Regions from separate parts of the Homo sapiens genome. Here region 2 is linked to region 1. A link is a loop called in an ENCODE intact Hi-C map of the cell type or tissue named here. Cell type or tissue: mesothelial cell of epicardium. All regions are shown on one strand. Each heading gives the region's core, and the rest is flanking DNA. Links, peaks and the distances in the headings are about the cores only. Region 1 has its middle 69 kb from the start of MIR8071-2. Region 2 has its middle 37 kb from the start of MIR8071-1.

What was found. A loop is a pair of places that touch in the nucleus more often than their neighbours do. Peaks named below come from ENCODE experiments on the same cell type or tissue, not always from the same donor. Only the 100,000 strongest peaks of a DNase experiment are listed, where the experiment ranks them.
Region 2: it touches region 1 in a loop (8-fold over the local background); 63 of 110 quality-filtered maps call a loop at or near these places.

What each region holds. Positions count from the first base shown.
Region 1 is chr14:105,701,809-105,716,792 of GRCh38, forward strand. It overlaps IGH and IGHA1. Among named protein-coding and RNA genes, the nearest start is that of MIR8071-2, 69 kb to the left of the region's middle. In mesothelial cell of epicardium, for the core only: no CTCF peak of the experiment used is centred there; DNase peaks (open chromatin) are centred at 4,933, 5,433, 6,683, 7,983 and 3 weaker places.
Region 2 is chr14:105,576,540-105,591,523 of GRCh38, forward strand. It overlaps IGH and IGHA2. Among named protein-coding and RNA genes, the nearest start is that of MIR8071-1, 37 kb to the right of the region's middle. In mesothelial cell of epicardium, for the core only: no CTCF peak of the experiment used is centred there; a DNase peak (open chromatin) is centred at 6,372.

The DNA of each region.
Region 1 (14,984 bases), core at 2,303-10,302:
CTCAGTGATCAGGAATAGGGGTTAGTGATCAGGAACAGGGCTCAGTGATCAGGTCCAGGGCTCAGCAATCGGGAACAAGGGTCAGTGATCAGGTCCAGGGGCCAGTGATCAGGACCAGGGGCCAGTGATCTGGTCCAGGGCTCAGTGATTAGGAACAGAGGTCAGTGGTCAGGATCAGAGCTCAGTTACCAGAAATAGGGCCCAACGATCAGGATCAGGGCTCAGTGATAAATACTAGGGTTCAGTGATCAAAAGGAGGTCTGAGTGATTAGAATCAGGGCCCAGTGATCAGGACCAGGACTGGATGATCAGCACCAGGACTCAGAAGTCAAGAGCAGAGCCCATTGATCAGGACCAGGAGTCAGGGACCAGAACCAGGGGCCATTGGTCAGAACCAGAGCCCAGTGATTAGGAACAAGACCCAGTGATGAGGGCCAGGGCTCAGTGATCAGGACCAAGATTCAGGGATAAGAACAGGACCCAGTGATCAGGACCAGGACCCAGTGATCAGGACCAGGGCTCAGTGATTGACTATTGACTAGGACCAGAGCTCAGTTATTGACTGTTGACTGGGACAAGGGCTCAGTGGTCAGGACCAGAGCATAGTTAGCAGGACCAGGGCCCAGTGATCAGGGCCAGGGCTCATTGATCCAGAACATGGCCCAGTGATCAGGATCAAGACTCAGCGATCCAGACCAGGACTGAGTTAGGACCAGAGCCTAGTGATCCAGATCAGGGCTCAGTGATCACGACCAGGGCCCACTGATGAGGACTGGAATTGAGTGATCAAGTCTAGGACTCAGGGATCAGGACCAAGACTCAGTAATCAGGACCAGAGTTCAGGGGTAAGGACCAGAACACAGCATGACCAGGGCCCAGTGATCAGGAGCAAAGCCCTTTGATCAGGGCCAGGGTTCATTGATCAGGAGCAGGGTTCAGTGATTAGGATCAGGGCCCAGTGCCCAGTGCCCAGTGACTAGCATCAGGATCTAATAATCAGGACCAGAGCTGAGTGATCAGGACCAGGGCTGAGTGATCTGGACCAGGACTGAGTGATCAGGACCAGGGCTGGGTGATCAGGACCAGGGCTGAGTGATGAGGACTAGGATGGAGTGATCAGGACCAGGGCTGTGTGATCTGGACCAGGACTGAGTGATCAGGACCAGGGCTGGGTGATCAGGACCAGGGCTGAGTGATGAGGACCAGGGCTGAGTGATGAGGTCCAGGGCTGAGTGATGAGGACCAGGGCTGAGTGACCAGGACCAGGGCTGAGTGACGAGGTCCAGGGCTAAGTGAGGAGGTCCAGGGCTGAGTGATGAGGTCCAGGGCTGAGTGAGGAGGTCCAGGGCTGAGTGATGAGGTCCAGGGCTGAGTGATGAGGACCAGGGCTGAGTGACGAGGTCCAGGGCTGAGTGACGAGGTCCAGGGCTGAGTGACGAGGTCCAGGGCTGAGTGACCAGGACCAGGGCTGAGTGATGAGGTCCAGGGCTGAGTGAGGAGGTCCAGGGCTGAGTGATGAGGACCAGGGCTGAGTGATGAGGTCCAGGGCTGAGTGATGAGGACCAGGGCTGAGTGAGGAGGTCCAGGGCTGAGTGAGGAGGTCCAGGGCTGAGTGAGGAGGTCCAGGGCTCAGTGACGAGGACCAGGGCTGAGTGACCAGGACCGGGGCTGAGTGATGAGGACCAGGGCTGAGTGATGAGGTCCAGGGCCAAAAACAGGAGTAGGACTCAGTGATCAGGACTAAGGCTCAGTGATCAAGGCTAGAATTAAGTGATCAGGAACAGGGACCAAGTAGTAGGACCAGAGCTCAGTGATCGGTAAACGGGCCCACTGGTCAGGACCAGGGCCCTGTGATCAGGATGAGGACCCAGTGAGGAGGACCAGGGCTGTCTAGGTTATGAGGAACAGGGATCCCATGTAGTTCTTAGGAGCAGGCTTCTTTGCCATGGTCTCTGGTGAATCCAGCATTCATCCTTGGGCCTCAGCCTCATTCAAGATCAGGTCATTTCTTGATTTTGGGACCAGGGGTACCCTCTGTCCATGCCCACCATGACCACCATGACACCCAGGGGGACTTTGAAGCAGGCGTTCTCCAGTCTAAAGCCACCACCCTTTCCCTGACCCCCGTCTCCTCATTCAGAGTCTGTGAACATTTTCCTTGGGGCCACTTTATTGCACCTGGAAGGCATGTGAGTAAGGGCGGGTCGGTGATGTCTGAAAGGGCTGAGTTCTGGCAAGCATAGCTGGCTTCTCCAAGAGGTTCCTCCACACTTCCTCCCTGCAAAGACAGAGGGGTCACAGCCTGAAGGAGCAGCATCCTTGCCAACGCCCTCTGTCTCAGCCCTGGCCTGGCTCATGGGAGCCTGGACGGAATCCTCGTTACTGCACTGGAGGGAAGCTCAGCCCTGACCCTGGGCCTGCGCGTGTCCTCAGTGTCTGTGAAGGGCCCCCCAGGAGAGCACGTCCCCCCACAGTGGGAGCAGGTGGTGCTCTCCTCTTAGCCAAGCACTGCAGCCCACCTCATCTACTGTGGGCTCATCCCCCTCCTGGGCTCCCACCTGTGCCTTGCCGGCTCCTGCTCAGTACTGGGGGCCCTCCCTGTTGCCAGATGGGCCCCGGACGCTGGTCACGGTCAGTGCTGTGCTATAGAACAGGCTCAGCAGGAAGAGGGTGAGGAAGGTGATGGTGGTGGGCCACAGGTTGGCGCCGGGGGTCTCCTCCTCCAGGGTCTCCTGCGGCAAGTCCAGCACCACATAGGGAGGCGGCATCTGCCAATCTGCAACACAGCAAGAGCCTGCCAGGCCCAGACTCGTGTGAACAGCGGCTATGCTTCCTTGGGGTCTGGGGACAGTGGGGTCTGGGTCCCCATCTAAGGCCTGAGACTCCCCCAGGGAGGATGAGGAGGCAGAGTCCCAGGTGAGGGGCTGGGACCTTCTGTCTTTGACATTCTTAGGGCACTTCAGGGAGAGACTTGGCAGGGCAGAAAGTGGACACCATCTGCTTCTCCAAGGGAAGCTTGAGCCCGAGGTACCCTCCCGCCCCTCCCACCCCACCCCGTCTCAGTCCCAGCCACGTATTCAGTGACTGGGTCCCGGGGCCAGAGAGGACCAGACACACCCACCCTCAAGGAGATCTGGGTCCAAGACAGAGACCTGGGTCTGACACTCAGTGTGCCAAAGGTTGAATGGGCAAGACCAGAGGCCTCTGTTGCCTTCCCAGGGAATGTGGCTGAGGGGTTACAAGCGAGGGCCAGGTGAGGGCCACCAGCACGGGCATCCTCATTTTCCTCAGGGTCTCAGGGCATAGACCTCCCATGTACAGCTGTACCTGCTTGTCATATGCTGATACATCCAGTCATTCACCTGTCTTTCTATCCTTCCATCCATCTATCCATCCATCCATCTATAAAGCTATTATCCGTATATCCACCCCTCCATCAGTAACACTCCTACCCACTCACCCAACCATTCATCCTCCATTCATCTATTAATGTAAGGCTATCACTTAAATATCCACCCATATATCTATAAAGCTATTTTCCATCCATTCATCCTTCTTCCATCTATCCATCCATCCATTCACCCATCCATCTATAAAGCTATTTTCCATCTCTTCATTCATCCATTCATAAAGCAATTCTCCATCCAATTATCTTCCATACACCTATCCTCCATAGATCTACCCACCCACCCACCCCAGTATCCTCAATCCTCCGTCAGTCCACCCATCCTCCATTCACCCCTCCATCTATCTTCCATCCTCCATCCACCCTTCCATCCTCCATCCGCCTACCCATCCATCCATCATCCATCCATCCATCCATCCATCATCCATCAGTCCATCCACCCATCCATCCATCCATCTTCCATCCTTCATTCATCCACTCATCCATCCTCCATCCACCCGTCCTTCATCCATCCATCATATATCCATCTGTCCATCCTCCATCCAGCCATTTACCCACCCATCCATCCTCCGTCTACCAATCCTCCATCCACCCATCCATTCATTATATGTCCTAGGATCTACCCATGTGTCTGCCTGATCTCTGTCTGCTGGTTCAGCCCCTCATCTGTTGATTCTCCCTCTTTCCCCCTCTCTTTAAAAGCCCCTCCCCTGGGCCAGGTCCTGGGTCCCATGGGCTGGAGGGCTTCTCTGTGGCAGGGCTTCCCCGAGTGACCTGTTGCTCTCAATTACCCTCTGGTGACTGGACCCTCAGGGGTGACAGTGGCCTCCACCTCACCTTGGCCCTGAGAGCAGAGGGAGGCAGCCAGAAGGCGGGGGGCCCTGGGGAGGCCCGGAAGATGTCTAAGGCACGAGCAGGGGCCCCACTGCCCCCTTGTGGGAGTCTGGGTGCCAGGTGTCCCCACAGTGGTTGTGGGACTGTTCTTACACTCCTGGGAGCCCCAGGCAGAAGCCAGAGGCATGCAGAGGGCCCTGGGCAGGCCCTGTCTCACTGGCCTGCTTCTGATGCCACCCCACGTGGCCCCTCCCTGTCTATGCTTTGGGTCCTAGTTGGGCTTAGGAAGGGATGGGAGACTTGGCCAGGCAGGGAGCAGGGGCTGCCTGGGAGGGGTCTGTGGAGTTGGTGCCTGATCTGTGCACAGTGGAAACACAGGGAAGCCAGAGGGGCCTAGGGGAGCAGGCTGAGCTTGGGGGCTTGGGAGGGGACTCCCCTGGCTTTTCTGGAACTGGGTCTGGGCTGTGAACGTTCCGCTCCTGCAGGGCTCAGGCGTATATGTGAGTGTGAGTGTGCACCTGTGCCCACGTGCCCCGTACAGAGCAGTGTGGTTAAGGGGAGGTGCCCCTTCCTGCATGCGTCAGTGGGACGTCCTGAGGCCCACCCACTAGGGTGGTGGGGCCCTCCTGGAGCTTGTCCTCCCAGTGGGGCCCTGGAGTCCAGCCCCTCACTCCCTCGCCGCTCCTGCCACTACCTGCGCCTTTCTTGGCTAGCCTGCTCCTTTTACCCTCCCTATTCCCTCCCAGCTACAGCCAGAGGCGGCTCTCTCAGGGACAAACGGCCATGCCACTGCTCACTCAGAACTGTCCGGGGCATGTGCATCTCTCAGAACCCATCCTGGGCTGTGCCTGCCTTGGCAGACCTAAGATCTCACACCAGCGAGGCCTCCTGCACCACACACTCTCACACTCACAACTCACACTCACACCAGGGTGGAAAGGCTCAGGGGGGTGCCAGGGGCCCCCCGAGGCTGAGGGCAGGGGGTATTCTTCCCTGTCCATGCCCTGGCCCTTTCCCAAGTGCTGAGACCCTGAGGATGGACAGACAGGCGCCGGATGGAAGCGTGGGGCTGCTTGGGGGAGCATGGAGTTTATTCAGGGGTGGGGACAGGCGGGCGGCTCAGTAGCAGGTGCCGTCCACCTCCGCCATGACAACAGACACATTGACATGGGTGGGTTTACCCGCCAAGCGGTCGATGGTCTTCTGTGTGAAGGCCAGCGGCAGGGCCTCGTGGCCCACCATGCAGGAGAAGGTGTCCCCCTTCTTCCAGTCCTCGGCTGCCACGCGCAGTATGCTGGTCACAGCGAAGGTGGTGGTGCCCTGGCTGGGCTCCTGCCGGGATGCCCAAGTCAGGTACTTCTCGCGGGGCAGCTCCTGTGACCCCTGCAGCCAGCGAACCAGCACATCCTTGGGGCTGAAGCCGCGTGCCAGGCACGTCAGCGTCACCAGCTCGTTCAGGGCCAGCTCCTCCGACGGCGGCGGCAGCAGGTGGACCTCGGGCCGGAATGTGTTTCCTGGAGGGTAGAGAGCCAGGTCAGGGGGCTGGGCAGGGGATGAGAGAGCCCCTCTGCTCTGGTGGGCACCCTGGGCTGTGTCCTGGCCCCTCAGCCTGCCTCAGTTTCCCTCTGTACTTGGCATGAGCACTGGAGCCCAGGATTGGGAGGGAGGAGGCAGGCCAGGAATATGCTTTGCAAACCAGAGCACTGAGCAGGGCCCCGAGCAGGGTCTGGACCCACCGGATTTTGAGAGGGTGGCGGTTAGCGGGGTCTTGGACTCGGGGTAGGCAGCAGTGCAAGTGAAGGTCTTCCCATGGTTCCATGGCTCGGCACAGCCCGGCAGGACACTGGACACGCTGTAGCAGCCACAGAGGTCACGCTCAGGTGGTCCTTGAACAGCGCTCTTCCCACTTGAGGGCGTCCAGGTGAAGGTGACACCTGAGGCATCTCTCAGGCCGGTCAGTGTGCACGTGAGGTTCGCTTCTGAACCTAAGAGCAGGTCCTCGAGGGCCGGTCGGTGCAGTGACAGTCGGGGGTGGCAGCATGAGGGAGATGGGGTAGGTGGAGTTGAGGGAGATGGGGTAGGTGGAGTTGAGGGAACTGGAGTGGAGAGATGGCCTGAGCTGGTCAGCACATACTTCCCCATGCCCCCGCCTCGCCCCTCCTGGCCTGTCCACCACCACCTCCTGGGGCTCGGCCCGCGGTCCACTCTGGTGTGAGTGAAGGGGCGGCTCCCTGTGGGGAACACGGGTGCAGGCGCAGTGTCAGGGCACGACGGGGTGGCCCCGCCCCACTCCCCAGCCTGCCCTCTGACCTGGGCAGGGCACAGTCACATCCTGGCTGGGATTCGTGTAGTGCTTCACGTGGCATGTCACGGACTTGCCGGCTAGGCACTGTGTGGCCGGCAGGGTCAGCTGGCTGCTCGTGGTGTACAGGTCCCCGGAGGCATCCTGGCTGGGTGGGAAGTTTCTGGCGGTCACGCCCTGTCCGCTTTCGCTCCAGGTCACACTGAGTGGCTCCTGGGGGAAGAAGCCCTGGACCAGGCAGGCGATGACCACGTTCCCATCTGGCTGGGTGCTGCAGAGGCTCAGCGGGAAGACCTTGGGGCTGGTCGGGGATGCTGGAACACAGAATGCACTGTGAGGACGCGGCCCTCTCCTCTATACTGCCTCTCCTCTATACTGGAGGAACCCAGCACAGAGAGGCCTGGTGACAGCCCCATGGTCACACAGCTCCTGCACCACAGGCCTGCAGTTGGACCCTGCTGTCTGATCCCAGCAACATGGTTTCTGAACATGCTCCTTAGATAGGGTCTCTGATTCAGGCCATCCCAGACACAAGTTGTATTAAACAGGGCTCTGCCATGGAGTGGCTGAGTCCCCTGAGCTCCCTGACCGCAGCCCCTGCTCTGGGTGGGGGACATGTCTTGCTCTATCCCCTGCCCCTAGAGAGGATTTTGGTGGGGGCTCTTAGGAGAGGGTCTGGGCTCTGAGTGCTGTGTGCATGGGGTAGGGGTGGAGTGGCTTGGCTGTGACCCCATCCCCCTGTCCCTGGTCAGAGTCTCAGTCCAACACCCACCACTCCATGAGCCCCACCCCAGGCCCAAACAAGCCACAGTGGACCCCTGTGGCCTATGAGGTCTCGGGACTAGAGGCCAACAGGCTAAGCCATGTCCCTGCCAGGCCCTCCAGGACAGGGCCTGCTATACAGGGGAGCTCTGGGCCCAGCCCACTCCAAATTTCCTTCAGGCAGTGGGCAAGAGAGAAGACAGAATCATGGTGCAACAGAGCTGCGTGGCCCTCAGAACCCCTAAGAACACAGCTGGGCTCAGGGCTCTGCAGGTGGAATCACACTCAACCCACGGCCTCTTTCCCACATTAGCAGCCACCTCAGCCCATCCCGCCCAGCCCAGCCCAGGCCAGTCCAGCTCAGTCCAGCCCAGCCCAGCTCAGCCCAGGCCAGTCCAGCTCAGTCCCGCCCAGTCCAGCCCAAGTCATCCTAGCCCATCCCATCCCAGCCCAGGTCAGCCCAGCTTAGTCCAGCTCAGCCCAGGTCAACCCAGCCCAGGCCAGCTCAGTACAGCTCAGCCCAGCCCAGGCCAGCTTAGTACAGCTCAGCCCAGCCCAGCTCAGCCTGGCCCAGGCCAGCTCAGTACAGCTCAGCTCAGCTCAGCCCAGCCCAGCCCAGCCCAGCCCAGTCCAGCCCAGTCCAGCCCAGTTCAGCTCAGCCCAACCCAGCTCAGCTCCGCCCAGCCTAGCTTAGCCTAGCCCAGCTCAACACAGCTCAGTCCATGTCAACCAAACCCAGCTCAGCTCAGCCTAGCTCAGCCCAGCTCAGCCCACCCCAGCTCAGCCTAGCTCAGCCCACCCCAGCTCAGCCCAGCTCAGCCCAGTCTAGCTCAGTTCGGCCCAGCCCAGTCCAGCTCAGCTCAGCCCAGCCCAGCTCAGTCCACCTAAGCTCACCCAGCTCAGCTCAGTCTAGCTCAGCTCAGTCCAGCTCAGCCCAGCCTAGTCCAGCCCAGCCCAGCACAGGTCAGCCCAGCTTAGCTTAGCCCAGGTCAGTCCAGCTCAGCTCAGTCCACTTAAGCTCACCCAGGTCAGCTCCGTCCAGCTCAGCCCAGCCTAGCCCAGCTTAGCCCAGCCCAGCCCAACACAGGTCAGCCCAGCTCAGCCTAGCCCAGCCCAGCTCAGCACAGGTCAGACCAGCTCAGTACAGCTCAGGTCAGCCCAGACCAGTCCAACCCAGCCCAGCGCAGTCCAACCCAGCCCAGCTCAGCTCATCCAAGCCTAGCTCAGCTCAGCCCAGCCCAGGTCAGCCTAGCCCAGCCGAACCCAGCTCAGCCCAGGTCAACCCAATTCAGCTCAGCTCAGCCCAGGTCAACCCAACCAAGCTCAGCTCAGCCTAGCCCAGTCCAGCTCAGCCCAGCTCAGCTCAGCCCAGTCCAGCTCAATCCACCTAAGCTCACCCAGCTCAGCCCAGTCTGGCTCAGCTTAGGTCAGCCCAGCCCAGCCTAGCCCAGATCAGTCCAGCTTAGCCCAGCCCAGGTCAGCCCAGCCCAGGTCAGCCCAGCTCAGCTCAGCCCAGCCCAGCTCAGCCCAGCCCAGCCCAGCCCAGCTCAGCGCAGCCCAGCCTAGCTCACCCCAGCCAGGTCCAGCTTAGCCCAGCTCAGCCCAGCCCAACTCAGCTCAGCCCAGCTCAGCCCAACTCAGCTCAGCCCAGCTCAGCCCAACTCAGCCCAGCCCAGTTCAGCCCAACCCAGCCCAGCCCAGTCCAGCTTAGCCCAGCTCAGCCCAGCCCAGCCCAGCCCAGTCTAGCTCAGCCCAACCCAGCCCAGCCCAGCTCACCCCAGCCCAGCTCAGCTCAGCTCAGCTCAACCCAGGGCAGCCCAGCTCGTCCAAGCCCAGCCCAGCCCAGCCCAGCCTAGCCCAGCCCAGCTCAGGCCAGCCCAGCTCAGCTCAGCTCAGCTCAGCTCAACCCAGGCCAGCCCAGCTCGTCCCAGCCCAGCCCAGCCCAGCCCGTCCCAGCCCAGCCCAGCCCAGCCCAGCCCAGCCCATCCCATCCCGGCCCAGCCCGGCCCAGCCCAACCCGGCCCAGCCCAGCCCAGCCTAGCTCACCCCAGCCTGGTCTAGCTCAACCCAGCTCAGCTCAGCCCACCCTAGCTCAGCTCAGCCCAGCCCAGCTCATCCCAGCCCAGCCCAGCCCAGCTCGTCCCAGCCCAGCCCAGCCCAGCTTGTCCCAGCCCAGCCCAGCACAGCTCAGCCCAGCCCAGCCCAGCCCAGCACAGCTCAGCCCAGCCCAGCCCAGCCCAGCCCAGCCTGGCCTAGCTCACCCGAGCCTGGTCTAGCTCAGCCCAGCTCAGCTCAGCCCAGCTCAGACCCGCTCAGCCCGGCCCGGCCCGGCTCGGCCCGGCCCAGTCCGGCCCGGCCCGGCCCAATCCGGCCCGGCCCAGCTCAGCCCGGCCCAGTCCAGCTCAGCCCAGCTCAGCTCAGCCCAGTCTAGCTCAGCCCAACCCAGCCCAGCCCAGCCCAGCCCAGCCCAGCCCAGCCCAGCTCATCCCAGCCCAGCCCAGCTCAGCTCAGCTCAGCCCAGCCCAGCTCAGCCCAGCTCAGCCCAGCCCAGCCCAGCTCATCCCAGCCCAGTCCAGCTCATCCCAGCCCAGTCCAGCCCAGCTCAGCTCAGCCCAGCCCAGCTCAGCTCAGCCCAGCCCAGCTCAGCACAGCACAGCCCAGTCCAGCTTAGCCCAGCTCAGCCCAGCACAGCTCAGCCCAGTCCAGCTTAGCCCAGCTCAGCCCAGCCCAGCCCAGCCCAGCTCAGCCAAGTCTAGCTCAGCCCAGCCCAGTCCAGCTCAGCCCAGCCCAGTCCAGCTTAGCCCAGCCCAGCTCAGCCCAGCTCAGCCCAGCCCAGCCCAGCCCAGCCCAGCTCAGCCCAGCTCAGCTCAGCTCAGCTCAACCCAGCCCAGCCCAGCTCGTCCAAGCCCAGCCCAGCCCAGCTCAGCCCAGCCCAGTCCAGCTCAGCCCAGACTAGCTCAGCCCAGCCTAGCTCAGCCCAGCTCAGCCCAGCCCAGTCCAGCTCAGCCCAGCCCAGTCCAGCTCAGCCCAGCCCAGTCCAGCTCAGCCCAGACTAGCTCAGCCCAGCCCAGCTCAGCCCAGCCTAGCTCAGCCCAGCTCAGCCCAGACCAGTTCAGCTCAGCCCAGTTCAGCCTAGCCTTGCTCAGCCCAGCCCAGCCCAGGGCAGCTCAGGGCAGCCCACATGGACGTGTATCAGCTGGCTCCACGTCATCTTCTTTGCCCTCTGGCTCGGCTCAGCCTAGGCCTCAGCTCAGCCATGAAACCTGTTCACCTTGTATCCCAGGAAGGGCCGGGTCATCCCTGGTTAGGCCTGGCCAGCCTGGCTCAGCCCCCAGTGCCCAGATCCTTCCTGCCTGGTTAGGAAGCCCTGCCCTGTGGTTCCGGAGTCCCTGTGGTGACCTCTTTTGTCCTTCCCTCTTGTCTTGGTGCCTGTTCTCCACCTTTTGCTTCCAGAAGGGGCCAGGACCAGCCTGGCTGGACTCCTCAATGTGCAGAGGAGGAGACGGAGGCCTGGAGACCTCCAAGACCCACCTGGTCAGGCTGCTGGAGGGCCCGCAGTGCTGAGTGGGCGGCCTCCGGCGTGCAGGCCCTCATGGCAGGTCCACCCTCACGGGCGTCTGGCTGCCTGCCAAGAGGGCTGCTGTGGGGAGGGAGCCCTGGCCCGGCCCAGGCCCTGCCTTGATGGCCGTCTGTCCTTAGCAGAGCCCTGCTCTGCCTCGCTGGCTGTGTCCACAGATGTGGCTGGATGCTGAGGGGCTGGAGGGGAGGGCCTGCATGCCCGTACGTCTGGCCTACAGACAGGGTCACTCGCCCACTTCCTGCCCCAGCAGACACGGCCGCGCGGCTCCACGTCATGTCTGGCCTGTGGTCTGGCTGTGGTGGGGCCAGGTGTGTGTGGCCAGGGCTCTGTGACCCCACCGGCCGTGGAGCCTCATGGCTCCACATGGCTCCACAGGGCGGGGTGGGGGCCACGATGCAGGGAAACAGGAACAGACACAGTTAGAGGCTCAGAGACCCCGAGACAGAGATGGCAAAGGGGAGACACAGGGCCAGAGAGGGTCCCCGACCACCCGCAGGGGAAGGGTGCCTGTGAGTGGACTCCCGTTGAGGGGGCCTTGGGGCCACAGGGCGGGCATCAGGCTGGGGAGAGTGAGTCTTGCGCTGCTGGGTTGGAGCCACTCCGGCCTGGCCTCCCTCGGTCTGCCCCATGGGCCGCTGGGGGCCCCAGACTGCAGCCCAGGGTGGGGGCATGGGGGCACCCCGTCTCCTAGCCTGCAGCCCTGCGGGTCAGGGTGGCCAAGGTGCCTGCTCTACCCTGTCCAGCGCTGCCCAGGTGGCACTCCTACTGTGGGTCACCAGAGAGCTGGCCGTTGCGTTGGAGAGATCCCGCCAGCGATGCTGGCCCTGGAGTCGGGGGAGGCCAGCTATGTCTGGGGGCTCGGGTGGCACCGGCAATGGGAGGCCAGAGGCGCTTCACAGAGGAGCTGCTGCAGCGGAGTCCTGGAAAGCGTGGGCGTGAATGGAAGATGCCCTGGCCATGGGGCCGGGCCACCCCGGCGGAGGCTGTCGGGTGAAATCCAGGGAGTGACAGTGAGGCCGGATCAGGGCAGGTGGGGTCAGAGGAGGAGGGAGGTAGCCTGGGGCTGCCCCAGGGTCCTGGGAAGACACACCTGGCGGTTCAGGGAAGCTCTGGAGCTTTTGTTATGAACCTTGGGATGCCCCCGGCCCTCGCCAGGGGGACGTGGCTGCTGCATCTTAGTCATTTCTGGCTGCAATAACAAAAATACCATAGACTGGTGGGTTCAGCAGCAACATTCATTTCTCACGGTTCTCGAAGCTGGAAGTTCAAGGTCAGGATGGCAGCAGGGTCAAGTTCCAGGAAGGGTCGATTCCTGGTTCACAGACCCCCATCTTTTCACTGCGTCCTCACGTGGTGGAAAGAGGGCAGGGCTGCTCTCTGGGGTCCCTTTTCTTTAGGGTCTCTAGTGAGATTAGGGACCGAATCACATTTTTGAGGGTTCCCCCTCAGGCCCTAACCACCTCCCTGAGGCCCCAGCTCTGCATGCTCTCACTCTGGGATGACGGCTGTCACACAGGAGTTTCGGGCAGACACAGACCCTCAGACCATAGCACCACCCCTGTCTGCCTCTGCCTCTCCCCATCCCTGTGTCTCCTCGTCTGTCTCCAGCTAGGACACTTGTCCTTGGACCTAGCCCCCTCGATAATCCAGGGTGTCCTTCACCTTGAAATCCTTGACAATCCAGGGCGCCCTCACCTTGAAATCCTTGACAATCCAGGGTGCCCTCACCTCGAAATCCTTGACAATCCAGGGTTCCCTCACCTCGAAATCCTTGACAATCCAGGGTGCCCTCACCTCGAAATCCTTGACAATCCAGGGTGCCCTCACCTCGAAATCCTTGACAATCCAGGGTTCCCTCACCTCGAAATCCTTGACAATCCAGGGTTCCCTCACCTCGAAATCCTTGACAATCCAGGGTGCCCTCACCTCGAAATCCTTGACAATCCAGGGTGCCCTCACCTCGAAATCCTTGACAATCCAGGGTTCCCTCATCTCGAAATCCTTGACAATCCAGGTTTCCCTCACCTCGAAATCCTTGACAATCCAGGTTTCCCTCACCTCGAAATCCTTGACAATCCAGGGTGCCCTCACCTCGAAATCCTTGACAATCCAGGGTTCCTTCACCTCGAAATCCTTGACAATCCAGGGTTCCCTCACCTCGAAATCCTTGACAATCCAGGGTGCCCTCACCTCGAAATCCTTGACAATCCAGGGTGCCCTCACCTCGAAATCCTTGACAATCCAGGGTTCCCTCATCTCGAAATCCTTGACAATCCAGGTTTCCCTCACCTCGAAATCCTTGACAATCCAGGTTTCCCTCACCTCGAAATCCTTGACAATCCAGGGTGCCCTCACCTCGAAATCCTTGACAATCCAGGGTTCCTTCACCTCGAAATCCTTGACAATCCAGGGTTCCTTCACCTCGAAATCCTTGACAATCCAGGGTGCCCTCACCTCGAAATCCTTGACAATCCAGGGTTCCTTCACCTCGAAATCCTTGACAATCCAGGGCGCCCTCACCTCGAAATCCTTGACAATCCAGGGTTCCTTCACCTCGAAATCCTTGACAATCCAGGGTGCCCTCACCTCGAAATCCTTGACAATCCAGGGTTCCCTCATCTCGAAATCCTTGACAATCCAGGGTTCCCTCACCTCGAAATCCTTGACAATCCAGGTTTCCCTCACCTCGAAATCCTTGACAATCCAGGGTGCCCTCACCTTGAAATCCTTGACAATCCAGGGTTCCTTCACCTCGAAATCCTTGACAATCCAGGGTTCCTTCACCTCGAAATCCTTGACAATCCAGGGTGCCCTCACCTCGAAATCCTTGACAATCCAGGGTTCCTTCACCTCGAAATCCTTGACAATCCAGGGCGCCCTCACCTCGAAATCCTTGACAATCCAGGGTTCCTTCACCTCGAAATCCTTGACAATCCAGGGTTCCTTCACCTCGAAATCCTTGACAATCCAGGGTGCCCTCACCTCGAAATCCTTATCTTGATGGGATCTGCAAAGGCCCTTTTGACAAATAACGCCGCACTCAATGGCCCCAGGGGCTAGGATGTGGCTCTATCTTTTGGGGGCCATGGTTGTACCCACGGGTGGGTTAATAGGGGAATGAAGAGGGGGATGGAGAGGCCCTGAGACGGCATCCTCTTGCTCCCGGGAGGCCAGGCCATGTGGAAGGCAGGGGCGCTGTTCCGAGCCTGGGTGTGAATCCGGGCCTCTGCCCCTCCCCACGGGCCCCGTCTGTCTCCTCTACGTGGGTGCTCATCTGGTCTTCCTCTCAGGCCTTTGAGGCGATGGAATTTTCTGTGCGTGAGGACGCCTGCCACACAGTGGGGCAGTGAGCTGACTCCTTGCCCTTGCTCTGGGGCCATGGAGGTCTCATGATCTAGGGTGCGGGGCAGAGAAAGTCACTGAGCTCTGTCCCCCGGGGGGGCTCCCGGTCCGGGGCACCTTGGCTGCGGAGGGCCGGTCTGTTGTAGGAGATGTGGGTTTGCGACACCCTGGGCTGGTGATGGGGTGGATGGAGGGCCTGGCTTCCTGAGACTGTGTGTGTGTTGGTATGAGCGTGCCCGAGCGTGTCAGCCTGTGTGAGTGCATGATTGGTGTGTGTGAGTGCAAATGTGTATGAGAGGTTGAGTCTGTGTGTGTGAACCTGTGTGTTTTTGCATGTGCGAGTGTGTGCCCGCGTGTGTGTCTGTGAATGAGGGAGTGTGTGAGGGGAGCTGGGCAGCGGCTGTGGCCTTGGCCCTGTCCTGCGACGCCCCCTCCTCTGATGTTGTTTGGACCCAGTCAGCCTCAGCGCTGCCCGCTTTGGGGTTTTCTACCCCGTAGGGAGCCGTCGCTCCTCACCTTCTCCCCCGTGCCCGGCTGCTCCGAGGTCGCAGCAGAGGACAGGGCGGAGGGCCCAGGTGCCGCTGTCAGACTGAGGCAGGCTTGCTTCATTCCGCTTTGTGCCAGACTCCATGTGACGTGGCTCTCCTGGCACAGAGCGAGGCTCTCCCTGTGGGGCCATCACTGTGAGAGGACTCTCCTGCATTGGGGCATTTTGCCAACTGGCCCTAAAAAGTGGTCTTAATGATTTACGTGCCCTC
Region 2 (14,984 bases), core at 2,769-10,768, 120 kb before region 1:
TGTCTGTTCGTGTCCCTGTGTATGTCTCTCTCTGTCTCTTTCTGTATCTCTGTCTATATCTGTCTCTCTCATCTGTCTCTTCCTGTGTGTGTCTCTCTGTCTCTCTGCCTCTGTCTCTGTCTCTCTGTCTCTTCATCTCTGTCTGTCTCTGCCTGTCTGTGTCATTTGGTGTCTCTGTTTTTGTATGTCTCTCTGTTTGTCTGTGTCTCTTCCTCTCTGTAGCTCTGCCTCTCTCTATCTCTCCTTATATCTGTCTTTCTCTCTCCCTGTTTCTTTCTCTGTCTCTTTTTGTCTTTCTGAGTCTGTCTCTGTCTCTGTCTCTTCCTCTCTGTATATACCTCTCTGTCTTTCTGTTGCTGTCTGTCTCTGTTTCTCTTCTCCTCTCTCTATCTCTCTTTGTCTGTCTTTCTCTGCCTTTCTAACTCTGTCTTTCTCTGTCTCTCTGTCTCTATCTCAGTCTCTCTTCTTATCTCTCTCTCTGTCTCTCTCACTCTCTGTATCTCTTTGTCTCTGTCTTTCTCTTATCTCTATCGCTCTGTCTCTATCTCTCTTTCTGTCTCTCTGTATCTCTATCTCTGTCTCTCTCATGTCTATCTCTCTGTCTTTCTCTGTCTCTCTGTATCTCTGTCTTTCATCTCTATCTCTATCTCTGTCTTTCTGTCTCTATCTCTGTCTCTCTATCTCTTTCTCTGTCTCTCTGTATCTCTCTGTCTCTATCTCTCTCTGTCTTTCTCTGTGTCTCTGTATCTCTGTCTCTATCTCTGTCTCTCTATCTCTCTCTGTCTCTCCCTGTCTCTCTCTATCTCTGTCTCTCCATCCCATGTGGGTCTGTGGGTTTCCCCGAGGCTCAGAGCCCTGCCCCGGTCAGCACAGACAGGGAACAGGGCGAGGGCTGGGTGGTGGCCCAGTGACCTTGGGGGCCAGGCCTGGGGGGTGCAGGTGGGCCCGTGCTGCCGTGCCCCCCACCCACAGACAGGCCCCGGCTCTGGCCCAGCACCCGCTCCGCCGCTCCCAGCTGCAGGCTGAGCTCTGCCCGTTTGCTGCTGGGCCATGTGTGTTTGGGGCCTTTCCTGAGCCAGGCCTTGGGTGGGCCCTGTTTCCCCAGACCACCCATGAGCAGAGTGTAGGGCACGTGCCCAGCTCACAGAGGGGACCTCTGAGGCGGGGTGTGGTGGGCACACAGCAGTGAGCCATGAGGCTGGTGGCCCAGAGGCTTGGACATGCCGTGGGCCCCATAGGAAGTGACAGGGCTTGAGGGAAGCTCAGTGTGAGTGTGTGAGCGTGGGTATGAATGTGACAGTGACTCTCTATCTGTCTCTTTGTATCTCTGTCTCTCTGTGTGTATCTTTCTATCTCTGTCTCTCTATATGTCTCTCTATCTCTGTCTCTCTGTATCTCTATCTCTCTGTGTGTATCTTTCTATCTCTGTCTCTCTTTCTTGATCTCTCTCTATCTCTGTCTCTGTAACTCTCTTTATCTCTTACTGCTTCTGTTTCTCTCACTCTGTCTCTGTCTCTCTTTATCTCTGTCTTGCTCTCTCTCTCTGTAACTTTATCTCTGTCTCTCTGTTTCTATCTCTGTTTTTCTCTGTCTCTGTCTGTATCTCTGTCTCTCTTTATCTGTCTCTCTGTCTCTGTGTATCTCTGTCTCTCTGTAACTTTATCTCTGTCTTTTTCTGTCTCTGTGTGTGTCTGTCTCTGTGTCTTTGTTTTTCTCTCTGTCTCTGTCAATGTCTCTTTCTGTATCTGTTTCTTTCTCTCTGTCTCTGTCTCTCTATCTCTGTCTCTATCTCTCTGTCTCTCTGTAACTCCTCATCTCTGTCTCTGTGTCTGCATGTCTCTTTCTGTGTCTCTGTTTCTCTCTCTGTCTCTGTCTCTCTGTGACTCTGTCTCTGTCTCTGTCTCTGTCTTTCTCTGTTACTCTGTCTCTCTCTCTGTCTCTCTGTGACTCTATCTGTTACTCTGTCTCTGTCTCTGTCTCTCTCTGTCTCTCTTTCTCTGTTACTCTGTCTGTGTCTCTGTGTCTCTCTCTCGTCTGTCTTTCTCTGTTACTCTGTCTCTGTCTCTGTGTCTCTGTCTCTCTGCACTGTTTTCCTGGTGAAGGAGAAGCCATGTACCTTCCTGCATGATCTGTGCTCAGCTCACAACCACCCCATGATTGAGGACACCCCTCCTTCTAGAAGGTTCCCAGCTAACAGGTGCAGAAGGAGTGAAGATTGAAATAGGAGACCCCATCTTGAGACCCTCCCGGAACAGTGCCCCTGGGCCGTGTCCCCACTTCGGGACGTGGGATCTCGGTGCCAGGCGTGCGCTGCCTGACCCCGATCCCGTCGGCGTGTGGGCCCTTCCTCAGCCCAGGTGATTCCCTGTGGGCACGGGACTGGGCAGTGCTCCCCACGGCTGCTGGGCCCCAGGACCGGCCTCCAAGGCTGAACCGCGGCTCTGCCAGCTCCACAGACAGCCAGCAGCCCACCCGACAGGGACCAACATGACAAGGTGCTCAGGGCCGCCCTGTGCCCCGGGACCCAGCTGCAGCCTCAGCAGGACAGGGCTGGGGGCGGAGGGCACAGCCGGACTCCTGAGGACAAACGGCCCGCGCCCCGGGTGAACTCAGTGCCGTGAGGAGCCTGTGCACGGGCTGTGGTGGACGCGTCCCTGAGACCCTGTGTGTGCTGTAGCGTGGCTGTGCCCGCTGCCCTCACCACCTGCTGCCCGGGGCCCAGCCTCCCTCGCTGGGGCTGGAGGGTGGATCCAGCAGGGACAGCGTGATGCTCAGAGTCATCGCATAGTGACAAGGACGGGGGCTGCTTTCAAAGCTCCTGAATGTTTTAGTGGCTCAGAGTGAAGGTTCACAGGCCTCGGGGGACATGGCCTAGACTGGGCGTGGGTCCAGCCCCTTGGCAGGCAGTGGGTACAGGGCGTGTCCTCCTCCATCCCCATCTGTCTGGTCCGCAGCCACACGCTGAGCCTGGGTCCCCGACTCCCCCCCGACCCGGCAGCTCAGGCCCAAGTCCCTGTCCCCTCCCCACATCCCCTCACAGCAGGTGCTTCAGAGGGGCCCTGGAACGTGACCAGTGTGGGGGAGGTGCTGCGGGGACTGGGGACCACACACGGCACCCGGCCCAGTGCCAGGGGGAGGCGGGTCAGGGCCCAGGTCTCCGAGGCCCAGGCTGTGCGTGTTGGAAGCCCCATTGTTGATGGAGTCAGATGCCCACATCCTCATCCCCGCCTGGGGCCCCTTCTCCAGGAGCCCTGGGTTCAGTCAGAGCCCAGCCAAGGTCCCCTCCCTGGCCAGAGGCCTCACTGTCTCGGTCACCCTCACCTCACTGCCCCCACCTCCTCACCCCTGCCAGCCTGGCCACTCTGGGCTGCTCCTGGCCTCCTTCCCACAAACACGGACCCACAGGTTCTCCAGGCCCTCCAGGACCTTTGCCCACTCCACAGCTCCTGCCCCTGTCCTGTTGACCTCCCAGCGTCCATCCCTGTCCTCGGGCTGCACCCTGCTGGCTGTCCTGTTCTCTGACCATCCCCCACTGTCCAGTCCCTCCTGGGAGACCTGAGGCTGTCCTGGGCTTCAGCCCCCAGGGCTGGGGTCGCAGTGCGCAGGGTCCTGGGACCTCCTGCTCCCGCCTCTCCCATGTTGTTACCCACCCCAGCCCGATGTTCCAGGTCCTGTGTGGATCTGCAGGTTTCCTGGAGGCTCAGAGGCCTGCCCCGTCCAGCACAGACGGGGAACAGGGCGAGGGCTGGGTGGTGGCCCAGTGACCTCGGGGGCCAGGCCTTGTAGGTGCAGGTGGGCCCGTGCTGCCGTGCCCCCCACCCACAGACAGGCCCCGACTCTGGCCCAGCACCCGCTCAGCCGCTCCCAGCTGCAGGCTGAGGTCTCCCCATTTGCTCCTGGGCCATGTGTGTTTGGGTGTGAGTGTGGGTATGGATGTGACAGTGACTTAGTGTGTGGCTGTGAGCATGGGTATGTTTCTGTGTGTTTGTGTGTGAATGTTGTATAATAGTCGTGGTGTGTGTTTGTGAGTATGACTGTGTGAGAGGGGCTTGCACCTGAGTTCCTGGGCCCATCTTGCTGCCTCTTTCTCTCCCTGTGTGTTCTCTGCCTCTGTTGTGTTCTCTCTGCATGTCTGTCTCCATGTCTCTTTTTCCCTGTTCCCATCTCCTCCCTTTTTCTCCCATCTCTGTCTCTGTTTCTTATCTATCTCATCTCATCTCTCTCTTTCTGTCTCTTGTGTCTCTGTCCCTCCCCGTCCCTGTCTCTTATCTCTCTCCATCCCCATCTCTCTCTCTGTGTCTGTCTTTGTCCCTGTCTCTATGTCTCTTGTCTCTCCCCATCCCTGTCTCTCTCTATGTCTCTGTGTCTCTTATCTCTCCCCATCCCTGTCTCTCTATGTCTCTGTGTCTCTTATCTCTCCTTGTCCTTGTCTTTCTCTGTCTACGTCTCTGTGTCTCTCTCCATCCCTGTCTCTCTCTATGTCTCTGTGTCTCTTATCTCTCCCCATCCCTGTCTCTCTATGTCTCTGTGTCTCTTATCTCTCCTTGTCCTTGTCTTTCTCTGTCTATGTCTCTGTGTCTCTCCCCATCCCTGTCTCTCTCTCTCTGTGTCTCTTATCTCTCCCCATCCCTGTCTCTCTCTATGTCTCTTCATCTCTTATCTCTCTCCCCATCCCTGTCTCTCTATGTCTCTATGTCTCTTATCTCTCCTTGTCCTTGTCTTTCTCTGTCTATGTCTCTTGTCTCTCCCCATCCCTGTCTCTCTCTCTCTATGTCTCTGTGTCTCTTATCTCTCCCCATCCCTGTCTCTCTCTATGTCTCTTCATCTCTTATCTCTCTCCCCATCCCTGTCTCTATGTCTCTGTGTCTCTTATCTCTCCCCATCCTTGTCTCTGTCTATGTCTCTGTGTCTCTTGTCTCTCCCTGTCCCTGTCTCTCTCTATGTCTCTGTGTCTCTCTGGGCCCCTGGTCCAATGTCCCCTTCCCAGAACCCCTGTTTCCCTGGTGTGGGGTGCAGGTCCTTCTGTGGTCCTGTGGGCCGTGCTTGTGCTGGGCACAGCCTGCCAGGGCAGCCGCTCAAGCCCCAGGGCTGGGCACTGCGTCCTGGCTCTGGCCAAGGGCCCTGGGGAGAGCTGAGGGAGGTGCGTGCAGGGTGTGAGGCCCACCACAGTCACTGCCAGATGCTCAGTGCTGGTGCTTCCCTGGGTCTGCTGTGTGGTGGGCACAGCCCTCGTGAGGGCTGCCCATGGAGGAGGCCTGCCGCCTAGAGAGCCCGGACAGGGGGACAATGGCCTGTGCTGACCCTGGCGGAACCCTGGCTGACCCCAGATGACCCCAGATGGCCCTGGCTGACCCTGGCGGAACCCAGATGACCCTGGCTGACCCTGGCTGGCCCTGGCTGACCCCAGATGACCCTGGCTGACCCTGGCTGATCCTGGCTGACCCTGGCTGACCTCTGCCTAACCCTGGACCTGGAAAGCCCTAGCTGACCCCGGGCTGGTTGGGGCTGGGCCTCCCTGTGGCTGCAGCCCCTCGCTCAGGCCCCAGGCACACCTGGCCAGGTCTCGGTTTTGGGGCATGTTTCTCAGAACAGCAGTTCTCTGGCTGGAACACCTGGCCTGGGCTGTGTTCACAATGACTCAGCCGCCCCACAGGGCTATTTTGGATATTTCTGCAGGTGATGGGGTACAAGAGGCTTCAGGAGAGAGAGAAAAGCAAGAGAATACAAACAGCATGGCCTCCCCCGACCTTCCTGTCCCCACTCCTGTACTGTACCCCCTCCCCAGTGCTAAGTCGAGACCTGGCGACCCCTTAGGGGCTGGGGCTGGGTGTAGCTCACAGGGCCTGGGCTGGTCCTCTCCCCACCAAGTCCTCCTGGGGCCTACACACCCCTCTGAGCCTGGAAAAATGGAGCAAGTCATTGGGGTCATTTCTTCATCTACCAGTGAGTACATGCACTGAGAGGGTCTCGGCTCCCCTGGAGGCCTCCCTCCACCACTGCAGGTCACTTACTCATGAGGGCCAAGGCTCAGAAATCAGACAGGACTCAGTGTCTAGTCAGACTGATACATGCTCAGAAAAGGAATCAGATTTCAAAATGAATATGTATAAGAAAAGAACCGGGGATCAGTGATCAGGAACAGGGATCCATGATCTGGTCCAGGGCTCAGCGGTCAGGAACAGGGCCCAGCGATCAGGACCAGGGCTCAGTAATCAGGACCAGGGCCCAGTGATCAGGACCAGGGCCCAGCGATTGGGTCCAGGGCTCAGTGATCAGGAACAGGGCTCAGTGATCAGGACCAGGGCCCAGTGATCAGGAACAGGGGCCAGTGACTGGGTCCAGGGCTCAGTAATCAGGACCAGGGCTCAGTGATCAGGACCAGGGCTCAGTGATCAGGAACAGGGGTTAGTGATCAGGAACAGGGCTCAGTGATCAGGACCAGCATTCAGTGATCAGGACCAGGGCTCAGTGATCAGGAACAGGGCTGAGTGACCAGGACCAGGGCTGAGTGATCAGGTCCAGGGCTGAGTGATGAGGACCAGGGCTGAGTGAGGAGGTCCAGGGCTGAGTGATGAGGTCCAGGGCTGAGTGACGAGGTCCAGGGCTGAGTGACGAGGACCAGGGCTGAGTGACGAGGTCCAGGGCTGAGTGACGAGGACCAGGGCTGAGTGACCAGGACCAGGGCTGAGTGATGAGGTCCAGGGCTGAGTGACAAGGACCAGGGCTGAGTGACGAGGTCCAGGGCAAAAAACAGGAGTAGGACTCAGTGATCAGGACTAAGGCTCAGTGATCAAGGCTAGAATTAAGTGATCAGGAACAGGGACCAAGTAGTAGGACCAGAGCTCAGTGATCGGTAAACGGGCCCACTGGTCAGGACCAGGGCCCTGTGATCAGGATGAGGACCCAGTGAGGAGGACCAGGGCTGTCTAGGTTATGAGGAATAGGGATCCCATGTAGTTCTTAGGAGCAGGCTTCTTTGCCATGGTCTCTGGTGAATCCAGCATTCATCCTTGGGCCTCAGCCTCATTCAAGATCAGGTCATTTCTTGATTTTGGGACCAGGGGTACCCTCTGTCCATGCCCACCATGACCACCATGACACCCAGGGGGACTTTGAAGCAGGCGTTCTCCAGTCTAAAGCCACCACCCTTTCCCTGACCCCCGTCTCCTCATTCAGAGTCTGTGAACATTTTCCTTGGGGCCACTTTATTGCACCTGGAAGCCACGTGAGTAAGGGCGGGTCGGTGATGTCTGAAAGGGCTGAGTTCTGGCAAGCATAGCTGGCTTCTCCAAGAGGTTCCTCCACACTTCCTCCCTGCAAAGACAGAGGGGTCACAGCCTGAAGGAGCAGCATCCTTGCCAACGCCCTCTGTCTCAGCCCTGGCCTGGCTCATGGGAGCCTGGACGGAATCCTCGTTACTGCACTGGAGGGAAGCTCAGCCCTGACCCTGGGCCTGCGCGTGTCCTCAGTGTCTGTGAAGGGCCCCCAGGAGAGCACGTCCCCCCACAGTGGGAGCAGGTGGTGCTCTCCTCTTAGCCAATCACTGCAGCCCACCCCATCTACTGTGGGCTCATCCCCCTCCTGGGCTCCCACCTGTGCCTTGCCGGCTCCCGCTCAGTACTGGGGGCCCTCCCTCTTGCCAGATGGGCCCCGGACGCTGGTCACGGTCAGTGCTGTGCTATAGAACAGGCTCAGCAGGAAGAGGGTGAGGAAGGTGATGGTGGTGGGCCACAGGTTGGCGCCGGGGGTCTCCTCCTCCAGGGTCTCCTGCGGCAAGTCCAGCACCACATAGGGAGGCGGCATCTGCCAATCTGCAACACAGCAAGAGCCTGCCAGGCCCAGACTCCCAGACTCGTGTGAACAGCGGCTATGCTTCCTTGGGGTCTGGGGACAGTGGGGTCTGGGTCCCCATCTAAGGCCTGAGACTCCCCCAGGGAGGATGAGGAGGCAGGGTCCCAGGTGAGGGGCTGGGACCTTCTGTCTTTGACATTCTTAGGGCACTTCAGGGAGAGACTTGGCAGGGCAGAAAGTGGACACCATCTGCTTCTCCAAGGGAAGCTTGAGCCCGAGGTACCCTCCCGCCCCTCCCACCCCACCCCGTCTCAGTCCCAGCCACGTATTCAGTGACTGGGTCCCGGGGCCAGAGAGGACCAGACACACCCACCCTCAAGGAGATCTGGGTCCAAGACAGAGACCTGGGTCTGACACTCAGTGTGCCAAAGGTTGAATGGGCAAGACCAGAGGCCTCTGTTGCCTTCCCAGGGAATGTGGCTGAGGGGTTACAAGCGAGGGCCAGGTGAGGGCCACCAGCACGGGCATCCTCATTTTCCTCAGGGTCTCAGGGCATAGACCTCCCATGTACAGCTGTACCTGCTTGTCATATGCTGATACATCCAGTCATTCACCTGTCTTTCTATCCTTCCGTCCATCTATCCATCCATCCATCTATAAAGCTATTATCCGTATATCCACCCCTCCATCAGTAACACTCCTACCCACTCACCCATCCATTCATCGTCCATTCATCTATTAATGTAAGGCTATCACTTAAATATCCACCCATATATCTATAAAGCTATTTTCCATCCATTCATCCTTCTTCCATCTATCCATCCATCCATCCATCCATCCATCTATAAAGCTATTTTCCATCTCTTCATTCATCCATTCATAAAGCAATTCTCCATCCAATTATCTTCCATACACCTAGCCTCCATAGATCTACCCACCCACCCACCCATCTATCCTCAATCCTCCCTCCATCCACCCATCCTCCATTCACCCCTCCATCTATCTTCCATCCTCCATCCACCCTTCCATCCTCCATCCGCCTACCCACCCATCCATCATCCATCCATCCATCATCCATCCATCAGTCCATCCATCTTCCATCCTTCATCCACTCATCCATCCTCCATCCACCCATCCTTCATCCATCCATCCATCACATATCCATCCGTCCATCCTCCATCCAGCCATTTACCCACCCATCCATTTTACCACCCATCCATCCTTCATCTACCCACCCTCCATCCACCCATCCATTCATTATATGTCCTAGGATCTACCCATGTGTCTGCCTGATCTCTGTCTGCTGGTTCAGCCCCTCATCTGTTGATTCTCTCTCTTTCCCCCTCTCTTTAAAAGCCCCTCCCCAGGCCAGGTCCTGGGTCCCATGGGCTGGAGGGCTTCTCTGTGGCAGGGCTTCCCCAAGTGACCTGTTGCTCTCAATTACCCTCTGGTGACTGGACCCTCAGGGGTGACAGTGGCCTCCACCTCACCTTGGCCCTGAGAGCAGAGGGAGGCAGCCAGAAGGCGGGGGCCCCTGGGGAGGCCCGGAAGATGTCTAAGGCACGAGCAGGGGCCTCACTGCCCCCTTGTGGGAGTCTGGGTGCCAGGTGTCCCCACAGTGGTTGTGGGACTGTTCTTTCACTCCTGGGAGCCCCAGGCAGAAGCCAGAGGCATGCAGAGGGCCCTGGGCAGGCCCTGTCTCACTGGCCTGCTTCTGATGCCACCCCACGCGGCCCCTCCCTGTCTATGCTTTGGGTCCTAGTTGGGCTTAGGAAGGGATGGGAGACTTGGCCAGGCAGGGAGCAGGGGCTGCCTGGGAGGGGTCTGTGGAGTTGGTCCCTGAGCTGTGCACAGTGGAAACACAGGGAAGCCAGAGGGGCCTGGGGGAGCAGGCTGAGCTTGGGGGCTTGGGAGGGGACTCCCCTGGCTTTTCTGGAACTGGGTCTGGGCTGTGAACGTTCCACTCCTGCAGGGCTCAGGCGTATATGTGAGTGTGAGTGTGCATGTGTGCCCACGTGCCCCGTACAGAGCAGTGTGGTTAAGGGGAGGTGCCCCTTCCTGCATGCGTCAGTGGGACGTCCTGAGGCCCACCCACTAGGGTGGTGGGGCCCTCCTGGAGCTTGTCCTCCCAGTGGGGCCCTGGAGTCCAGCCCCTCACTCCCTCGCCACTCCTGCCACTACCTGCGCCTTTCTTGGCTAGCCTGCTCCTTTTACCCTCCCTATTCCCTCCCAGCTACAGCCAGAGGCGGCTCTCTCAGGGACAAACGGCCATGCCACTGCTCACTCAGAACTGTCCGGGGCATGTGCGTCTCTCAGAACCCATCCTGGGCTGTGCCTGCCTTGGCAGACCTAAGATCTCACACCAGCGAGGCCTCCTGCACCACACACTCTCACACTCACAACTCACACTCACACCAGGGTGGAAAGTCTCATGGGGGTGCCAGGGGCCCCCCGAGGCTCAGGGCAGGGGGTATTCTTCCCTGTCCATGCCCTGGCCCTTTCCCAAGTGCTGAGACCCTGAGGATGGACAGACAGGCGCCGGATGGAAGCGTGGGGCTGCTTGGGGGAGCATGGAGTTTATTCAGGGGTGGGGACAGGCGGGCGGCTCAGTAGCAGGTGCCATCCGCCTCCGCCATGACAACAGACACATTGATGTGGGTGGGTTTACCCGCCATGCGGTCGATGGTCTTCTGTGTGAAGGCCAGCGGCAGGGCCTCGTGGCCCACCATGCAGGAGAAGGTCTCCCCCTTCTTCCAGTCCTCAGCTGCCACGCGCAGTATGCTGGTTACAGCGTAGGTGGTGGTGCCCTGGCTGGGCTCCTGCCGGGATGCCCAAGTCAGGTACTTCTCGCGGGGCAGCTCCTGTGACCCCTGCAGCCAGCGAACCAGCACATCCTTGGGGCTGAAGCCACGTGCCAGGCACGTCAGCGTCACCAGCTCGTTCAGGGCCAGCTCCTCCGACGGCGGCGGCAGCAGGTGGACCTCGGGCCGGAATGTGTTTCCTGGAGGGTAGAGAGCCAGGTCAGGGGGCTGGGCAGGGGATGAGAGAGCCCCTCTGCTCTGGTGGGCACCCTGGGCTGTGTCCTGGCCCCTCAGCCTGCCTCAGTTTCCCTCTGTACTTGGCATGAGCACTGGAGCCCAGGATTGGGAGGGAGGAGGCAGGCCGGGAATATGCTTTGCAAACCAGAGCACTGAGCAGGGCCCCGAGCAGGGTCTGGACCCACCGGATTTTGTGATGTTGGCGGTTAGTGGGGTCTTCAACTCGGGGTGGGCAGCAGTGCAGGTGAAGGTCTCCCCATGGTTCCATGGCTGGGCACAGCCAGGCAGGACACTGGACACGCTGTAGCAGCCACAGAGGTCACGCTCAGGTGGTCCTTGAACAGCGCTCTTCCCACTTGAGGGCGTCCAGGTGAAGGTGGCACCAGAGGCATCTCTCAGGCCGGTCAGTGTGCACGTGAGGTTCGCTTCTGAACCTAAGAGCAGGTCCTCGAGGGCCGGTCGGTGCAGCGACAGTCGGGGGTGGCAGCATGGGGGAGGTGGGGGAACTGGAGTGGAGAGATGGCCTGAGCTGGTCAGAACGCCCTTCCCCGTGCCCCCGCCTCGCCCCTCCTGGCCTGTCCACCACCACCTCCTGGGGCTCGGCCCGCGGTCCACTCTGGTGTGAGTGAAGGGGCGGCTCCCTGTGGGGAACACGGGTGCAGGCGCAGTGTCAGGGCAGGACGGGGTGGCCCCGCCCCACTCCCCAGCCTGCCCTCTGACCTCGGCAGGGCACAGTCACATCCTGGCTGGAATTCGTGTAGTGCTTCACGTGGCATGTCACGGACTTGCCGTCTGGGCACTGTGTGGCCGGCAGGGTCAGCTGGCTGCTCGTGGTGTACAGGTCCCCGGAGGCATCCTGGCTAGGTGGGAAGTTTCTGGCGGTCACGTTCTGTCCGCTTTCGCTCCAGGTCACACTGAGTGGCTCCTGGGGGAAGAAGCCCTGGACCAGGCATGCGACGACCACGTTCCCATCTTGGGGGGTGCTGTCGAGGCTCAGCGGGAAGACCTTGGGGCTGGTCGGGGATGCTGGAACACAGAATGCGCTGTGAGGACGCGGCCCTCATGCCATGTCCCCAGGAGGACAGGCTGTACCTGCCTCTCCTCTACACTGGAGGAACCCAGCACAGAGAGGCCTGGTGACAGCCCCAAGGTTACACAGCTCCTGCACCATGGGCCTGCGGTTGGACCCAGCTGTCTCATCCCAGCGACACAGTTTCTGAACATGCTCCTTAGATAGGGCCTCTGACCCAGGCCATCCCAGACACAAGTTATATTAAACAGGGCTCTGCCATGGAGTGGCTGAGTCCCCTGAGCTCCCTGACCCCAGTTCCTGCTCTGGGTGGGGGACATGTCTTGCTCTTTCCCCTGCCCCTAGAGAGGATTTTGGTGGGGGCTCTGAGGAGGGGGCCTGGGCTCTGAGTGCTGTGTGCATGGGGTAGGGGTGGAGTGGCTTGGCTGTGACCCCATCCCCCTGTCCCTGGTCAGAGTCTCAGTCCAACACCCACCACTCCATGAGCCCCACCCCAGGCCCAAACAAGCCACAGTGGACCCCTGTGGCCTATGAGGTCTCGGGACTAGAGGCCAACAGGCTAAGCCATGTCCCTGCCAGGCCCTCCAGGACAGGGCCTGTTACCCAGGGGAGCTCTGGGCCCAGCCCACTCCAAATTTCCTTCAGGCAGTGGGCAAGAGAGAAGACAGAATCATGGTGCAACAGAGCTGCGTGGCCCTCAGAACCCCTAAGAACACAGCTGGGCTCAGGGCTCTGCAGGTGGAGTCACACTCAACCCACGGCCTCCTTCCCACATTAGCAGCCACCTCAGCTCATCCAGCCCAGCCCAGCCCAGGCCAGTCCAGCTCAGTCCAGCTCAGTCCAGCCCAGCCCAGCTCAGCCCAGCTCAGCCCAGCCCACCCCAGGGCAGCTCAGTACAGCTCATCCCAGCCCAGCCCAGCCCAGCTCAGCTCAGCTCAGCCCAGCCCAGCCCAGCTCAGTCCACCTAAGCTCACCCAGCTCAGCCCAGTCTAGCTCAGCTCAGTCCAGCTCAGCCCAGTCTAGCCCAGCCCAGTACAGGTCAGCCCAGCTCAGCTTAGCCCAGGTCAGTCCAGCTCAGTACAGCTCAGCTCAGCCCAGCCCAGTCCAACCCAGCCCAGCCCAGTCCAACCCAGCCCAGCTCAGCTCAGCCCAGCCCAGCTCAGCTCAGCTCAGCCCAGCCCAGTCCAACCCAGCCCAGCCCAGCTCAGCCCAGGTCAACGCAACCCAGCTCAGCTCAGCATAGCTCAGTCCAGCTCAGCCCAGCCCAGCTCAGCCCAGCTCAGCTCAGCCCAGCCCAGCTCAGCCCAGCTCAGCTCAGCCCAGACCAGCTCAGTCCACCTAAGCTCACCCAGTTCAGCCCAGTCCAGCTCAGATCAGGTCAGCCCAGCCCAGCCCAGCCTAGCCCAGCTCAGCTCAGCCCAGCCCGGCCCAGTCCAGCTCAGCTCAGCTCAGCTCAGCTCAGCCTAGCCCAGTCCAGTTTAGCCCAGCTCAGCCCAGCCCAGCTCAGCCCAGCCCAGCCTAGCCCAGCCTAGCTCACCCCAGCCTAGTCCAGCTCAGCCCAGCTCAGCTCAGCCCAGCTCAGCACAGCCCAGCTCAGCCCAGCTCAGCCCAGCTCAGCCCAGTCTAGCTCAGCCCAGCTCAGCCCGGCCCAGCCGAGCTCAGCCCAGCCCAGCCCAGTCCAGCTCAGCCCAGTCTAGCTCAGCCCAGCTCAGCCCGGCCCAGCCGAGCTCAGCCCAGCCCAGCCCAGTCCAGCCCAGCCCAATCTAGCCCAGCCCAGCTCAGCCCAGCCCAGCCCAGCCCAGCCCAGTCCAGCCCAGCACAGTCCAGCCCAGCACAGTCCAGCCCAGCCCAGTCTAGCCCAGTCTAGCCCAGTCCAGCTCAGCCCAGCCCAGGCCAGCCCAGCCCAGGCCAGCCCAGGCCAGCCCAGCCCAGCCCAGCCCAGCTCAGTCCAGCTCAGCTCAGCCCAGCTCAGCCTAGCCCAGTCCAGCCCAGCCCAATCTAGCCCAGCCCAGCCCAGCCTAGCCCAGCCCAGCCCAGCCCAGCCCAGCCCAGCCCAGCCCAGCCTAGCCCAGCCCAGCCCGGCTCAGTCCAGCTCAGCTCAGCCCAGCTCAGCCCAGCCCAGCCCAGCCCAGCTCAGCCCAGCCCAGCCTAGCCCAGCCCAGCCCAGCCCAGCCCAGCCCAGCCCAGCCCAGCTCAGTCCAGCTCAGCTCAGCCCAGCTCAGCCTAGCCCAGTCCAGCCCAGCCCAATCTAGCCCAGCCCAGCCCAGCCCAGCCCAGCCTAGCCCAGCCCAGCCCAGCTCAGTCCAGCTCAGCTCAGCCCAGCTCAGCCCAGCCCAGCCCAGCCTAGCCCAGCCCAGCCCAGCCCAGCCCAGCCCAGCCTAGCCCAGCCCAGCCCAGCCCAGCCCAGCCCAGCTCAGCCCAGCCCAGCCCAGCTCAGTCCAGCTCAGCTCAGCCCAGCTCAGCCTAGCCCAGTCCAGCCCAGCCCAATCTAGCCCAGCCCAGCCCAGCCCAGCCCAGCCCAGCCCAGCCCAGCTCAGTCCAGCTCAGCTCAGCCCAGCTCAGCCTAGCCCAGTCCAGCCCAGCCCAATCTAGCCCAGCCCAGTCCAGCCCAGCCCAGCCTAGCCCAGCCCAGCCCAGCCCAGCCCAGCCCAGCCCAGCCTAGCCCAGCCCAGCCCAGCTCAGTCCAGCTCAGCTCAGCCCAGCTCAGCCCAGCCCAGCCCAGCCCAGTCCACCTCAGCCCCAGCTCCAGCTCAGCTCAGCCCAGCCCAGCTCAGCCCAGCCTAGCCCAGCCCAGCTCAGCCCAGCTCAGCTCAGTTCAGCTCAGCCCAGTCCAGTGTAGCCTAGCTCAGCCCAGTGTAGCCTAGCTCAGCCCAGCCCAGGCCAGGGCAGCTCAGGGCAGCCCACATGGACGTGTATCAGTTGGCTCCAGGTCATCTTCTCCTCTGCCCTCTGGCTCGGCTCAGCCTAGGCCTCGGCTCAACTTAGGCCTCAGCTCAGCCATGAAAGCTGTTCACCTTGTATCCCAGGAAGGGCCGGGTCATCCCAGCTTAGGCCTGGCCAGCCTGGCTCAGCCCCCAGTGCCCAGATCCTTCCTGCCTGGTTAGGAAGCCCTGCCCTGTGGTTCC